Linked DNA regions of Homo sapiens: region 2 is linked to region 1. The links are chromatin contacts, found by Hi-C in ENCODE. All regions are on one chromosome and are shown on one strand. The core of a region is the stretch at or near the end of the contact, and the rest is flanking DNA. Distances in the headings are between cores, read along the strand shown. Region 1 overlaps RAF1 (Raf-1 proto-oncogene, serine/threonine kinase). Region 2 holds the start of CCDC174 (coiled-coil domain containing 174).

Region 1 (2,536 bases), core at 26-2,525:
GTGGCTGGGACTACAGGTGCGCACCACCAACGCCCTGCTAATTTTTGTATTTGTCTTTTTTTTTTTTTTGAGACAGAGTCTCACACTATTGCCAGGCCGGAGTGCAATGGCACAATATCGGCTCATTGCAACCTCCACCTCCCGGGTTCACATGATTCTCCTGCCTCAGCCTCCCGAGTAGCTGGGATTATAGGCACACACCACCACACCCGGCTAATTTTTTGTATATTTAGTAGAGACGGGTTTTACTATGTTGGCCAGACTTGTCTCAAACTCCTGACCTCAGGAGCCACCTGCCTCAGCCTCCCAAAACGCTGGGATTACAGGTGTGAGCCACCACGCCCAGCCTAATTTTTGTGATTTTAGTAGAGAAAGGGTTTCAATGTGTTGGCCAGGCTGGTCTCAAACTCCTGACCTCAAATGATCCACCCACCTTGGCCTCCCAAAGTGCTAGGATTACAGGAGTGAGCCACTGTGCCTGGTTTTTAAAGTCATTATTAAAATCTTCATTACCGGCCAGGCGTGGTGGCTCACGCCTGTAATCCCAGCACTTTGGGAGGCCGAGGCGGGCAGATCACGAGGTCAGGAGATCGAGACCATCCTGGCTAACATGGTGAAACCCCGTCTCTACTAAAAATACAAAAAATTAGCCTGGTGTGGTGGCGGGCACCTGCAGTCCCAGCTACTCGGAAGGCTGAGGCAGGAGAATGGCGGGAACCCAGGAGGCGAAGGCTGCAGTGAGCTGAGATCGCGCCACTGCACTCCAGCCTGGGCGACAGAGCGAGACTCCATCTCAAAAAAAAAAAAAAAGAAATTCAGGCCAGGCATGGTGGCTCACCCCTGTAATCTCAGCACTTTGAGAGGTTGAGGCAAGCAGACTGCTTGAGCCTAGAAGCTTGAGACCAGCCTGGACAACATGGAGAAACCCCATCTCTACAAAAAATCAGCCATGCACGGTGTAGCACATGTGTAGTCCCAGCTATTCAAGAGGCTGAAGTGGGAGGATCACCTGAGCCCAGGGAGGTCCAGGTTGCAGTGAGCCATGATTGTGCCACTGCATTCCAGCCTGGGCAACAGAGTGAGACCCTGTCTCAAACAAACAAACAAACAAACAAAACAAATAAATAAATTTTAAGTGGTCACAACACTGGAAAAAAAATAACTTTCACACATAAAAAGTTTCTGCTGAGCAAATATGCTCAAATGTTAGTTTCCTAACCAGTCCAAAAGGGCACTCTCATGCACTGCAAGGTGATGTGTACGTGTCAATATTTTTCGTTTCCTCACTCCTCTTTCTCAATTTCTGACCACAAACTGGTAACTTCATCAGATGACAGCCCAGAATAAACACACATGAAGAAATAAGCCACTCTACTCTTCTAAAAGTTAGCAGGGGCTGTACAAGTTTACAAAACAGACTCCTACATTTTAAAAGTGTAACTTTAAAAATACAAGTTAAAAACGAGCTAGTTCAAAAACAATTATGCTAAAACAAATCAGTTCCACAAATGATACCTGGAGCCAACTTTATTTTTAACTCTCACCACAAATAAGCTTAAATTATTTTCATTTTAAATCACATTGTCTGGACTCTTTTTTAACCCGAGTTTTTCTTTTCACCTTCAAATCAGTCATTGTTTTCTTCATCTAGTCAGCAACTGCTGATTTTTAAAATAAACAGATGTGTATTCAAAGTACACCATTAACACAAGTACCAAAACACACAATGTACAAATAAAATATGGTTTAGGAATGATTATTCAGATAGCCAAGTAACAGCGAAGTTAAAAAAAAAAAAAAAAAAGCTACATAATGAAGTAGGAAGGAAGGGGGAAAAAAATCACCTGGAAACACTAACAATTTCCACACTAATTTCTCTTTCATACTAAAGGCATTAATTTTCACAGTAAATCTTGCATATTCAACAAGTGGTTAAAAAAAATTAGCCCTCCTCAAAGATAAGGACACAGAATATAAGTGAATCATTCATTCTACACACTGGCATCACTCATTTGGCAGAGGAGATGTGTCCTCAAGAGAAGAGGTATTCCCCCAAGTTTACATCTTACCAAAGCAGTTTCAAGAAGTAACCATCTATATTAGCCGGATGTGGTGGTGCACACCTGTATTCCCTACTCAGATGGCTGAGGCACGAGAATCATGTGAACCCAGGAAGCAGAGGTGGCTGTGAGCCGAGATCGCACCACTGTCCTCCAGCCTGAGTGACAGAGTGAGATTCTGCTTCAAAAAAAAAAAAGTAACCATCTGATTCAGCCAGCTCCCCTACACTTCCTTCTGGAGTCAATGGCTTTCAAATAGAAAAATTCCCATCGGCCGGATGCGGTGGCTCACGCCTGTAATCCCAGCACTTTAGGAGGCCGACGTGGGCGGATCACCTGAGGTCGGGAGTTCAAGACCAGCCTGACCAACATGGAGAAACCCAGTCTCTACTAAAAATACAAAATTACCCAGGCGTGGTGGCACATGCCTGTAATGCCAGCTACTTGGGAGGCTGAGGCAGGAGAATTGCTGGAAC
Region 2 (2,536 bases), core at 10-2,509, 2.0 Mb after region 1:
CCTCTTCAAAGCATCTCTGATCTCTGTCTGACTCTGGCCATCCTGTCTACCCCTTATAAGGATGGTTTTGATGATAGGGGACCCACCTGCACAATCCAGGCTAGCTCCCCATCTCAATCGCTTTAATTTCATCATCTCTGCCAATTCTCTTTTGCTATATAAAGGTCACCATATACCCAGATTCTGGGGATTAGAAGGTAGACATCTGGGAGTCGGGGTGAGGGTGATTGGTCTGTCTACCATAATCATTAACATTTTTATCAAGACTAGCTCATTTAACTCATCTAATCCTCACTAAGACCCATTAGGTAAATAAAATTATATCCCCCTTTGGAAACTGAGGCACACGGAAGTTAAGTAACTTGCCCAAGGTCACACAAGCAGTAAGCCGTGAAGAGCGATTCCAACCCAGAAAGTCAGCTTTCGAGTTCACGTGTTCTTTGTTTTTTTTTTTTTTGATCTCGACTCACTGCAACCTCCACCTCCCAGGTTCAAGCGATTCTTCTGCCTCAGCCTCCTGAGTAGCTGGGAATACAGGCGCGCACCACCACGCTCGGCTAATTTTTTTTTTTTCTTGTATTTTCAGCAGAGACGGGGTTTCACCATGTTGGTCAGGCTGGTCTCAAACTCCTGACCTCCTGATCCACCCGCCTCAGCCTCCCAAAGTGCTGGGATTACAGGCGTGAGCCACCGCGCCCGGCCCAGGAGTTCACGTTCTTAAGAGCTGAAATATGTAAAGTGGCCCATAATAAGCACTACATTAATGTTAGCTATTATTCTTGTTATTTCTACTAAGATTAATATAATAATCCTTATCTCGTACGCTCTTTTAAGAACCAACTATTTAACGTGTGAAAAGTGCCAGGCAGCAGGTCCTGGAATTGCAGTTAAGATTCTTCCGGTCCTCCCAATCCACCTTTCCCGAGACGCTCGAGTTCACTTACTTAAGCGTCAGCCTTCCCCAAGATGGCGTTATCTTTGTCGCCAACCCCACATCCGCCCCACCCAATATGGCGTCCATCGCAATCAAAAGCTTTATTCCGCCCTTCTCAAGATGGCGCCCACACCAATCCTTGTTACCTTCCGCCCTCAAGATGACCTTAGCAGTTAGCGTCAACCTCCGCACTCTATGACCTTTCCAAAATGATGGTGAACGTAATACGCACCACACTCTGACCTTCTCAAGATGGCGCTGAGCTGACAAACTCGCGTCGCAAACTCACGCAAACTCAGTGTCGCTGTCGAAGACACTTCCGGTTGCGACGGAGGTAGGCTTACGAGGCCTGTGTCGGGTAGAAAGGGTCCTTCCTGGACCGGGACCCTCTGCCACGACCATGGACCGTAGGAAAAAGCCTTTGGACGTCACGGCCTCCTCGGTGAGTGAGGGTATGAGGTAACTCCACGGGCTCCGGGTTCACCGTGTCTCCATCAGACAAGAATGTCGACCTAGCTTGTTTCTTCACTCGGGGACCCAGAGACCTGACCTCTCCCCTCAAACAGGAACCCCCGAACTGGATTTTCTTCTCCGGCGGGGATCCGGTTCAGTTTTCTTACAGGACCCTGAATTGGGCTACTCTCCTCTGACATGCGCCCGGGCCAGAACCCTCGGACACGGATCTGAACCTGGTGTCCCGTGGGTTAGGAAACTCCGTGCCTCACCTCTGCCCTGCCCACAAGGACCTGCACCTCGTCAGCCTTCTCCCTTACAGTCAGGAGGAACCCTAGCTTCTTTTTGCTATGCAGACATATCCTCTTCCTGGTTTCTCCTCCATCCAGGGACCCACAAAGTCCTCCCAGAACTTTAGAGTGTGACATATTTCGCAGGACCCGAAAGTGTCCAGCGTGCCCTCCCTGGAACTAAACAGTTGTTAATGCAGGCATAGGGAGTTGTGAGGTCTGAAAGGATGTAAGCAGATTTATTACATCAGCTACTCTAGAAAGAAAACTTGTTCTAAGTACACATTTTGTGCCAGCACTTTATATGCACTATCTCATTGAATCCTCCCAATGGCTTTAGGAGGTAGGTGCTATTAATATCTCCGTTTTATGGATGATGAAATTGAGGCCTGGAAAGATGAAGTAGCTTTCCCCAGCTTACAGACAGAAATCTTAGTGATAGCCGGGCGCGGTGACTCACGCCTGTAATCCCAACACTTTGGGAGGCTGAGGCGGGCAGATCACCTGAGGTCGGGAGTTTGAGACCAGTCTGACCAACATGGAGAAACCCCGTCTCTACTAAAAATAAAAAAATTAGCCGGGCGTGGTGGTGCACGCCTGTAATCCCAGCTACTCGGGAAGCTGAGGCAGGAGAATCGCTTGAACCGGGGAGGCGGAGGTTGCGGTGAGCCGAGATCGCGCAATTGCACTCCAACCTGGGCAACAAGAGCGAAACTCCGTCTAAGGGGCGGGGGGCGGGGGGAAGAAATCTTAGTGATAGACCCTTTCTCACTCACTCTACTTGACTCCAAAGCTGCTGCCTTTTCATCATCAGAGCAAATTGCCCAACCTTTGATTTAATCTTGAATTTACTTCAGAG

What was found. Hi-C counts contacts between places; a loop is a spot of excess contacts on that map.
Region 2: a loop to region 1 is called in a map with no recorded cell type, with 8 times the contacts of the local background. The contact joins the promoter of CCDC174 here to the enhancer-like site in region 1. A Hi-C loop is called at or near these places in 1 of 37 single-sample maps with no recorded cell type.

Annotation. Positions count from the first base shown.
Region 1 is chr3:12,646,501-12,649,036 of GRCh38, forward strand. The region is part of intron 1 of RAF1 (Raf-1 proto-oncogene, serine/threonine kinase); the gene reads right to left. Among named protein-coding and RNA genes, the nearest start is that of RAF1, 16 kb to the right of the region's middle. RefSeq lists an enhancer at 2,228-2,277. Within about 2 kb of position 1,276, at least 5 of the 41 ENCODE cell types and tissues checked have a DNase peak (open chromatin) inside an H3K27ac peak, as active enhancers do.
Region 2 is chr3:14,650,503-14,653,038 of GRCh38, forward strand. It overlaps CCDC174 (coiled-coil domain containing 174), which reads left to right and starts at 1,260. Exons shown (of 11, transcript NM_016474.5): 1 at 1,260-1,376. The coding sequence starts at 1,335. LOC124909347 (a long non-coding RNA gene) reads right to left here and starts at 1,619. Exons shown (of 2, transcript XR_007095826.1): 1 at 1,167-1,619; 2 at 1-724. RefSeq lists enhancers at 801-1,459, 963-1,362, 1,503-1,572.